Regions from separate parts of the Mus musculus genome. Here region 2 is linked to region 1. A link is a contact called in ENCODE POLR2A ChIA-PET data. All regions are on one chromosome and are shown on one strand. Each heading gives the region's core, a stretch centred on a gene start or an enhancer-like site at or near the end of the contact. The rest is flanking DNA. Distances are from core to core; before and after follow the strand shown.

What was found. ChIA-PET counts read pairs that join two places held with the same protein, here RNA polymerase II (POLR2A).
Region 2: POLR2A ChIA-PET joins it to region 1 with 21 read pairs in Patski. The contact joins the promoter of Casp3 here to the promoter of Cfap97 in region 1. POLR2A ChIA-PET finds 5 or more read pairs at or near these places in 3 of 5 experiments (Patski and embryonic stem cell).

What each region holds. Positions count from the first base shown.
Region 1 is chr8:46,160,984-46,166,683 of GRCm38, forward strand. It overlaps Cfap97 (cilia and flagella associated protein 97), which reads left to right and starts at 2,668. Exons shown (of 5, transcript NM_025747.4): 1 at 2,668-2,766.
Region 2 is chr8:46,613,791-46,618,946 of GRCm38, forward strand. Casp3 (caspase 3) reads left to right here and starts at 3,501. Exons shown (of 7, transcript NM_001284409.1): 1 at 3,501-3,711. Primpol (primase and polymerase (DNA-directed)) reads right to left here and starts at 3,437. Exons shown (of 15, transcript NM_001001184.2): 1 at 3,344-3,437.

The DNA.
Region 1 (5,700 bases), core at 1,418-3,917:
AAGAAAATACCATAATTTCCTATCCTGCTGTCTTATGTATCAACTGTGCAAAAGGCTTCCAATTTCTTTGAGTCTTATCCATCTTGTTGTCTATTTCTAGTTTTTGCAACAGCTACTTCTAAAATGGTAACTCTCCAAGTGGGGCTAAAATGAACCTCATTGTCTGACTTTGTATGCTTGGTGTGCAGGTACAGAGCAAAGTACCACAGTGAAGCTGTGGTTCTAGGGTAACTTTGTGAGCACAGGTGTGTCATAGAAAAGTTGTGAGGTTGTAGCCAGTTTTTTACTTCCACTGTGGAATCTAGAAGTTCTATTCAGGTTGTCAGGTTGCCTTTGGAATTACTTTGTACCAGTTGTGCTGTCTCCGTGGCCTTGAATGTTTTCTTGTGTTCTGGGATCTAATTCTAGTCATCTGGCAAGCACATTTACCTACCAGACACGATCATCTCAAAGGCCTTCACAGATTTTGATATGCAGTTCCTTAATGGGTAGTGTCTTAAGCGACTTTTTTATTGCTGTGTCAAAGCAACGTGACCAAGGCAACTTATAAAATAGAGCAATTAGTTGGGTTCCCAGTTTCAGAGGGTCAGAGTCCATGATAGCAGTGCAAAGGCATGGCATGGCAGCAGGGACAGATGACAACTCCCTTCTTAATCCAAAAGCAGGAGGCAGAGCAGTAGAAGGCTTTTGAGATCTTTGCCAAAGCTCACCCCTAGTGCCACACTTCCAACAAGGCACACCTTACTCCTTCCCAAACAGTTCCACCAACTGAGGACCAAGTATTCAAATACATGCATATAGAGGTTATTTTCGTTCAAATCATTTTTAGTGAAGTCCCTGTGTTTTCTTGTGTTGTTGGCTATTTGTATCTTCTTTGGAGAAATGTCTACTCAAACACTTTATATCTACCCTGACAGAATATTTTTTCATTAGTTAAAAATTAAGTGAAATACTGTCTTTGAGCCAACAAAATGAAGAAAAAAAGTTTCTCTTTGTTAATAATCAGGACCCCAAAAATATAAAATATATTGTTCAAAATAAGAGTCCTTTCTTGAGTCTGATGGCTGTGGTTGTGATCACACACACACACACACACACACACACACGATTAGACACCTAGACACTTAGTGAAGCTCACCTCTGGGTGTGTCTGGAGGGCATTTCCAGAGACATCATGTGGGCTCTGATCTCATCAATGAAGTGACCCTTGATGGATTCATAATATGCTGGCATTATTAGCAGGTGGTGATAGGGAGGAGGTGGCGCCTAGGTGGAAGAAGGTCACTAGAGGTATCTCTAGCATTATACCTTGCCCTGGCCTCTTCCTGTAGGCCAGATTCTCCAGTCTTATAATTCCACAAACTGCTGCTCTGTAGTGCCATGAAGGACTGAACCCTCTCAAAATGTGAGTCAACACATCTTTCCTCACTGTGTTAGCTATTCTGTCATGGCTCTGACAAACAATACACTCGTAGTCCCTAGGATATAATGTTAAGTTTGTGCTTGCTTCCTTAGTACCTTTATTTAAGTGCTGAGAACTTATTATGGCTGTAACAAATTACTACAAAGTTAGATGTATAAAACAACTCATTGATTTGGATTAGGGAGCTGTGGAGGTCAGAAATCTAAAATCCAGGCATATTTGAGTTCTTTCGGGGTAGAAGCCACTTCTCCCCTCTTTTCAGTCTTCCAGAGATGCATGCATTCTTTGGCTCATTGACTCTTCCACACATCACTCAACTATTTTGTGTCCCAGCTCCTACAACTAACTGGCTTGGAAGCTTTTGCCTCTCCCTTTTATAGGGATTTATAGTGGCTGATTACACAATGAGCTCCTGGATAATGTAAATTTAATTGCATCAGCTAAATTCTTGTGCCAGATAAAGTAACATATTCGTGTACTCTGGTGATTAGAGGATAGAGATCAGGAGTGTACTGCCATTCCTGACCCTTAGATGTGTCAACAAGAAATTAAGGCACTCAACCGTCTATAGAGATCATTTTTTATATTGCTTAAAGTGGACCTTCACCATCAGAAGGGCCATCCTTTATGGGTTACCTGCCCCGGTGCATATTAACTATGCTTGAATTTGAAATTTTTTCCTCCTTTGACACGGGCCTCACGATATAGCCCTGGCTGGCCTGGAAGTCACTATGTAGAACACAGGGATTCCTCTCCCTCTACTCCCAAGTGCTGAGACCAATGGCATCCGCCACCAGGACTGGTTCGTGTAAACAGCGTTTTGCTGAAATAAAATCGAACAAAACACACAGTCGTCCTCCATTTTTATTATTGTCATCTTGTTACAGAATTACAAGATTACAGCGTCTTTTTAGGAAACCATCCCGGACGTCTAGACCTACCGCAGCGTCGTGGGTAGGCGAGCAGGTGATGCCCTGGACAACAGGGAGGCCTTGGTGGCCTCCTTTCCATGAGCCTCCGAGACCTCGCGAGGTCCTGCCGAGAAGCTGTCGCCCCTGCAGCGCCGGCCTGATCACTTTGACCGGGTCTCCCGGAACTACGGACGACAGGAGCGCAGCCCTCACCCTCGCCGGCAGAGACTCGGCTCCGCGCTCGCCCCGCCTTTCCCCTTCCGCTGAGTCCAACCCCCGGAGCTTCCGCCCGCGCTCAGGCGTGCGCCGGTCTCCGTTAGCTTCTACCGCGGGGGAGGGAGAACGGTGGAGGTGTGGCTGCGCGTGCGCAGAGCGAGCGAGAACCCGAACGCTCCGCGGGGCGCAAGAGTCCGTGGCGGCCACAGTTCGCAGGTGAGCGGCGCTCGGGCTTCCGCATCCGGTCGGTCTCCAGCGGGCGAGACGGCCCTCCCCTGCGTTCGGGGTCCGTTTCCCCGGTTCAGTGCCCGACGGAGGCGAGCACCCGGGGTGGGTACCGCCGAGCCTCCACGGTGGGGGGGACACAGGCTGTCCTCAGCCCTAGGCGCCGCCACCTCGGCCTCGCTAGCCCGCAGGGCGAGCGACGTGGTAACCGCTATTAAAAAAAAAAAAAAAAAAAAAAAAACGATAGCCCGGCCCGCAGGACGCGAGAGGAGGCGTGGAGTCGGGGTCCGAGCCCACGGCTGCCCCTCTCCGGGCGCTTGAACCCGAACCCACAGCTCTGAGGCACTGAGTGTGAAGAGGCAACCGACTGGGGTCCTGGAAGAAGCCCCAGACTCCTGAAAACCAGGTGTTCAGTTTGAGCCAAGATTTTTGTATGCTTAATTTGGTGCCCTATTGTGTCCATATCGACAGATAAGGACTTATCTCAAATGTACAAAATGCCGTTTTTAATGACAGGTTATTCGAGTATTCTTTCTGGTGTATTGGGAAAGCGCTGTTATTTCTACTGCTAGTTCTGCATAAGCTAAAACATCACTCTCCAAGTAACTTCCAGGTAGCTTTGACAGCAACCTGGCTCGATCCACCAGAGGGTTGTTAGAGTCTCATGAACCATCCTTTGATTTTTATCCTTCTCCCGTGTGTTGTAAGATAATCTTAACGATCCTATAAAGCTACAATTTTTCTTGCCTATTCCCGAATGTAAGTTGAATTAGAAGCAACCTTGATGTAAATTTTGGCAAAAGAATCGTTAATGAGGGAGATCGTCCGCTAAGTTTTCCTGGAACTTAAGTTTGTGTGTGTACAGCCACTCTTGCCCAATAGAAATTCTGACTATAAACACCAGAAATTTGACATACACTAGGCAGTGGGCCACCTCTCCAGCGGAGAGAGGGACATTATCAAAATACGCTGGAAACATGATGGTTTTATTCTGTTTACATAGGAGGCAGAGTAAGAACCTGGGCTGAGCCTTAAATCTCCAGACCTCTTTGTGGGATAAACCCAACTGTTGTAGGTCTTTTTCTAGACACTGGATGTATAAAGGTGAACAAGAAAGACCTCTGGAGCGCCCAGTCTGGTAAGAGTGGCTATACCTCCACCTCCTCCTCGCCCCATCCTCTCCTCTCTCCATCTTTCTCCAGAGCTCAGGTGATCCTCTTAATTTGGCTTCACTAGTAGTTGATTTATAAGCACACGCTATAAGGGGTCCAACGCTAGCCAGTCTCGTGAGGAGACTCCCGTAGGCAAAGTTTTAGACAAATCTCTTCCCGTTCTGCTCTTGGACCCCTAGAAACTAATTAGACGAGACAGCATCAGTGTGGAAGACCACAGTACAATTTCCTGTGTCCTTCATCCGGTGCCATTCACCGTCTCTTTTGAGAAATGGCCTTGTTTGGCCTAGAACTCACCAAGTAGAAGACTGGCTGGCCAGCAAGTCCTTAAGGATCCACCACCTCAGCACCATGTTTACAAACACACGCCAGCGCCCTCTCCTCCCCCCAACTGGAGCACTGGAACTATTTAAGCTTTTCTATCTCACCCAACCTACTTCTGAATAAACCTAAGCATACACTTCAGTAAGATGTCACATGTCTGTTAGTCAAGATGTACTACTGTTTCTGAGCAAACCATTAATAACTTCTGTTACGATGATGACTGCTTTTTTCTTTAATAAACTTATTGGGGGACACACTCATTAGTACTTGTGGAGGTTGGGAGGACCAGGGCTTAGTTCTCCTGTTCCATCCTGTAAGTCCCAGGAACCAAACTCAGGCTGGCAGGCTTGGTAGCAAGCACCATTACTGACCCAGTGATCTCAGTGGTCCTAAACTGACTTTTCGGTTATGGCTACGATTCTGCAAACTATCTCATCATTTAGTGATTTTTTTTTTTGTCTAGTATGAAATTCTTCAATTTCAAGAGATTTACGTTAGAGCTCGTACAATGTATTTTTAGGTTGATTTAGTGCTGGGTCTATCCATTTGGGAAGTACTTATCCTAGATGAGATAATATTGCCCTTAACACTTGAAACTCCAGGACTACTCAATTTAAATTTCCATCCATTTCTCTTATATTACCATTTAGTAACAATTTGGAATTTCCATAGATCAGTGACATTTCAAACTCATTGATGAGACCCCCCCCAGTAAGAAACAAGTTTTATATCAAGTACTACTATATGGAATATATATAAAGATAGAAATAAATTTCATGAAACATTACTTCAAATGTGGCATGCACTTTTCAATTTTTATACTGCTGTGCTTTAAAGATTAGCATGGCCTACTGAATTTATCTTACATTGAGCTATGACATGTGGTTTATTATAATACTTGAGGTTGTGCTTTCAAACTGTTCTTTTGAAATTTAAGGAAACATAAAAACCATTATAATTGCAAAGTTATTAGCCAGAAATGATAGAGGAGGGAAACAGCCAACTGTAATTTCAGGCCTTTATTGTTTTCAATAAGCAATAAGTTATCTTACAAAAACAAAACAAAACAAAACAAAAACCATTTAAGGAGGGGGAGCTAATTGGGTTATAAAGGTCCCTGCCATTTGTTCAGTGAGTATTTTGACTTTTTTTTTAACGTGAGTGGCTAGAATGCTATCTAATATTCTGGGGATCCTGCCCTAACTGGCCTTTCCTCAGTTTTGTCCCCTCCTTTTCTTCCTGCATTTAGACTCATAGATGTTTAATGTATGCTCTTCCTACCTATCGTCTATGGCTTTGTCTTTATGTGTGTGCCTACTGAAGACTACCACATAGTTTCCTGTTATTTATTGTTGCTCATTTAGTCCTGATTTTTAATTCAACACTATTTCTTTATAGATCTCAATGTATCCTTTTTATCAGATCTTGA
Region 2 (5,156 bases), core at 2,251-4,750, 450 kb after region 1:
CAATTAGATGACGTGGACTCTGAGCTCCTCTTCATGGATCCCTTGATGGATTCATCCTATGGTGGTACTACCAAGAGACGGTGGAAGGTAGGAAGTGGGGCTCAGTCTGAGGCAGTACTGTTTTCTGGCTGCCACGATGTAAACTGCTGCTCCATCCTGTCCTCCCAAGCGAGATGGACTGACAACTTTAAAGCCCAAATAAATACTTCATGCATTAAGCTATTCTGCCAGGCACTCACTCTGTCACAATGAGAAGTCTGACTAATACAGGTGTAAAGGAATCCTGAGGCTTCCTTTAGCAGGGTTCCTGGTTTCTCACTTCCATTTGTTTATTTATTTACTTATTTATTTATTCATTCATTCATTCATTCATTCATTCATTTATGAGATAAGAGGTTTTTATGGTTGCCCAGGCTAGGTTTCTCACTTCCATTTATTTATTTATTCATTCATTCATTCATTCATTTATGAGATAAGAGGTTTTTATGGTTGCCCAGGCTAGCCTCAAGCTGCTTCAGCCTCTCAAGTGCTGGGATTTTAGGCATGTGCCACTACACATACCATAGTTTCTTATATAATTAGCAATTAACCGCTACTCCAACCTCTCCCTCAACCCTGAGATTAAATTCATCAGTATTGTGTTTACTGGAAATATCATAGTTCCATTTTTTGTGATGTTCTTTTATTTTAAAATCCTCAACAATATTTTGTGTGTATATACACATGTTTATGTGCCTGCGTTCACATGCATATGTTACACGTGCACTTTTGTGCATGAGTGTGCATGTGGGCCAAAAAAATGGTGGGTATCTTCCTCAATCCCTCTGTTTTTGTTTGTTGTTGTTGTTGTTTGTTTGAGACAGGGTTTCTCTGTGTAGCCCTGGCTGTCCTGGAACTCACTCTGTAGACCAGGCTGGCCTCGAATTCAGAAATCTGCCTGCCTCTGCCTCCCGAGTGCTGGGACTAAAGCCATGTGTCACCACACCCGGCTCCACCTTATTTCTTAACACGGGATCTTTCACTAACCCTGGAGCTCATCCATCGGGCTAGGCCAGCTGCCAGCAAGCTCCAGGGATCCCATGGTCTCTACCTTCCCATAACACCAGGTGTTTTACATGGGTGCTGGGGATGCAAGCTCAGGTTTTCATGGTTATCCAGACAGTACTTTACCAACTGAGCCATCTCCCAAGCTCTTAATATTATTATTATTATATTATCCCAACATCTTCTTAATATGCTATCATTTATGAACGCTTGTTATACTTTATTTATCTGCGTGTATTTGTGTAAATGTGGATTGTGTTCTTGAAAGTCAGAAGAGGGTGCTGGGTCCTCTAGAGCTAGAGTTACAAGTGGCATGAGCCACCTGAGTTGGAAGAGCAAGAGCTCTTTCTTAACTACCCAACCAATCCTTCACCACCTTTTAAATGCACTCTATAATCCCTCTATACAATATCTACGACTTAAGTATTCATCTTTAAGTAGTCATCTTAAAGTACGCTATTAAGGTTTACTTACAAACATATTACTATATAAGCTTACTTTCTAGAATGTGTAACAACTTAAGAAATTAAATATAAAAGACTGAATTTCTTCTGTCCCACTTATTTACTGCCTAGAATCAGAAGGTGTATTTTTTTTTAAGATTTATTTATTTATTTTATGTATGCAAGCATACTGTCCCTCTCTTCAGAGACACCAGAAGAGGACACTGGGTCCCTTTACAGATGGTTGTGAGCCACCATGTGGTTGCTGGGAATTGAACTCAGGACCTCTGGAAGAACAGTCAGTGTTCTTAACTGCTGAGCCATCTCTCCAGCCCCAGAAGTCATTTTTTAAATATCCCTAAAACTAGTAGGAGGGATAAGAAACCCTATAACAGTATACTGTTTCAGGTGTTGGTTCTTTTCCTCCTCCCTGGTCTCCCACCCCAAAGAGCAAAACTCTACCAGATAAATGACCTTCACACCATTTTTACAAATGATTAACTTATCATGTAATTGCTATAGTAATTTAGCTTATGAAGGCTAAGTCTTCTTGCAGATGTAGGCCCTAAAACGTTTACCTATTATACTTCTAGTTCAGTTTTCTCGCCAAATGGAAGAGAGTGACCACGCCCCGCTTTTAGATCACTTCAGAAAGCCATCTTACTCCAGCTCCTGGAAAGCAGTCACATTGCTTTTCATGAATTCTTTCTCTCTTGAGGCCCAGAACGGCTTCAGGTCCCTCTGGGTCCCCATTTACAGGGCGGCTTCAGGTCCCTCTGAGTCCCCACAGTGAGGAGAAATTACAGGGCTTAGATGAAAACTATCACCTCCAGATGTTTTGCTCTAACGAACTTCTCTAGATGAAGTCAACATTAACGGCAGGAAACTGCTGAGGATACCTTATCTAAGGTATCACTTTGTTAAGAACGTTTAGCACAGGGAGGGGTCCGGGCACAAGGGGTTTCTCAATTAGACCCTTCCTTGTGAACTACAGCCTCCACGATGCACTGCGAGGGTTGAATGCATCCTACTGCTAAAGTCCAACAGAAAATGGCTGATTCTAACTTACTTTGGGAGGGATAATGATAGATCAATTTGTTTCTGGAATCTACATTTAACCACTATGGCTCTTCATGAGAGCAAACCACTTATCTTTTTCTTTCTTTTTTTTTCCCCCCCAAGACAGGGTTTCTCTGTGTAGCCCTGGCTGTCCTGGAACTCACTCTGTAGACCAGGCTGGCCTCGAACTCAGAAATCTACCTGCCTCTGCCTCCCAAGTGCTGGGATTAAAGGCGTGCACCACCACTGCCCGTCCACTTATCCTTTTAAAGCCTTTGATGGAACTGGAAAAAATAAAAAATGTATTATGGAAATGCAAGAGCTTGAATTCCACACGCAACGAACGGTAGACATCTGTGTGGCTACGTGTACGTCAGTCCCTTACATCCAACGAAGCAAAGGCGGTGAAGGCAAGAGGCTGCTCTCTGGAGTACATTTGTCCTTAAGAATATTCTGGGCCCCTGAAATTCGATGCTGATCGCTGTGCTCGTGTTTTCGTATATTATGCAAAAACAAAACAAAACAAAACCCACTTCCCAGAGTCAGAGTCTGAATGAAATAGGACGTAAACCAGTCAGAGATTTCAGTAAGGTAGTCAGGACCTCTCACTGAGGGAGCAAGAGGTGGACGGAAGTGAAGAAAGGCCTCGGTGCAATTGAGAGGAAGTAGAATTACCGAGTGCGGGGCACAGCTCTATTTTCTCCTGCCAGAGTTCTGACTGGCAGAGGCGCCTCCCTAGACGCCCATCTTGGCGCCCCCGGAATCAGGCGTGGCCGAAAGACCTCTCTAAAATTTACCTCAAGTGGCGCAAGTCGGCCGGAGGCGGCAGCTGGCGGAGCCAGAGATGGCGGGAACCAGAGCTTGAAACCCGCGCGAGGGGGCGGAGCCGGAGGGGGCGGGGCCCTAGGCTTGCCCTGGGTGGGCGGGGCCTGCGCTACGAGACGGGGCTCAGTCGGGGCTGAAACCACCAATCGCGACTGGCGTGTGCGAGATGAGGTGTTGGGGGGTGTGTGAGGGGGGATGGGGCGGGGAGGTAGAGAAGGGGCGTGGCGTGGGGCGTGACCGGCGGTAGTCTGCTGTTGCTGCTGCTGCTGCTGCAGTTGCAGTGTTGGTGCTGGTGGGATCAAAGCGCAGTGTCCTGCGGCGGGGAGCTTGGAACGGTACGGTGAGTGTCTGCTGCTCTCGCGCCTTCGAAGGCCTGTGTTGTCCCCCGGAGCTGGCGCTCTTTTGGCGGGTCTGCAGCTCCTTGGAGGAGGCGGGGGAAACGGGCAATCTGGGCGGAGGATCCTTTGTGTTGCCTCCAGGCTTGCTCAGGCAAACACTGAAGGCAGAGAAGCTGGAAACAGCGCCGGGAGCGCGATCCCGAGCTGAGAACCCAGACCCGGGAGGCCAAACCGGTGTCCCTAAACCTGGGTGAGCCGGTGCGGTGTCCCTAAACCTGGGTGAGCCGGAGCGGGTTCAGACCCCTCGAGCATGGCACACGGGCCGCGCTGAGGCTTAAAGGCGGAGTCAGGGGGGTATCTGGAGATCGCCCGGGGTACAGAGCTTCAGGGGCGGGAGGGGGTGAGGCCATAGTGTGGGGGTGAACCTGGAAGCCGAGTGGCGGGAGGTGGCGGGATCCTGGATCTGCAGGCCGAGGTGTGGACTCGGTAGCAGAGGATGGATAGGGGAAGTTCTGCCCTGGGGCCTGGAAGCTAGGCTGATGCTGACCTTGTGGCGGCTCTAAGTGACCCAGCCTCCCTCTGTTACAAGAGCATTTGATCTCCACCTTTAGTTTTCTCCAGTGCACTGTGATTTTTGGTTCTTGCGGAGAGCTGATTTTAAGCATTACTCCTTGAATACTCCAGCTCATTCCTTTGTTGGTCAAAGTCACTGTAGGAGCTTGCATTGACATCTCTTGAGCCATGCTCGGTTACTGTCCCTTCTTCGCGCTTATTAATTAGTCTGTGAAGTTCGACTTGAACAGCAGGGTCTTTACCTCATTCTCCGTTGAGTCACCCAGGAAACGTCCTTCTCAGGCACCTCTTGTGGACCCAACTTCTTCCGCCGTTAGTCCCCGAGCCTTGTAGACCTACGAGTCTGACAGATTTGTACCTGGCCCCTCTTCGGAGTCTTGTGGACTTTCTACGTGTCTGCCAGACTTGTGCCCACCTCAGGGAACTGAAGCAGCCTCCTTGCAGGTCTCTGTCTCCCGCCCAAGACCCCTCTCCAGTGCTCTCTTTAAGACACGAACAAAAACAGTTTTCTAGATGTTCATGTTTACCCTGAAGGCTTAAGTGTAAAACCGTATCCTCTAAACCGGGTTAGCGAAGCCAAACCCTGGGTCTTGGCTGTCTCCCCCCGCCCCCCCCCCTTTTTAGCAGAATGAAGAAGCTCTCCAGGCAATATTGGATACTGTGTCCTTTTCGGGTTTTCTTTCCAGCCCTCTGAGTCCACTGGCTCACCTTTTCTCCCCCTGAGACATTAGCTTATGAACAGGAGCTGCTACGGAGGTTTCCCTTAGTTAGCAATTCCTAGCTGAATCTTCCCATTCCTCCCTTTGCGGCAGGCATTTCCTGAAAGCAGCCGTGTCATATCCTCTACTTTTGCTTGTTTATTGTTTGCCTACCG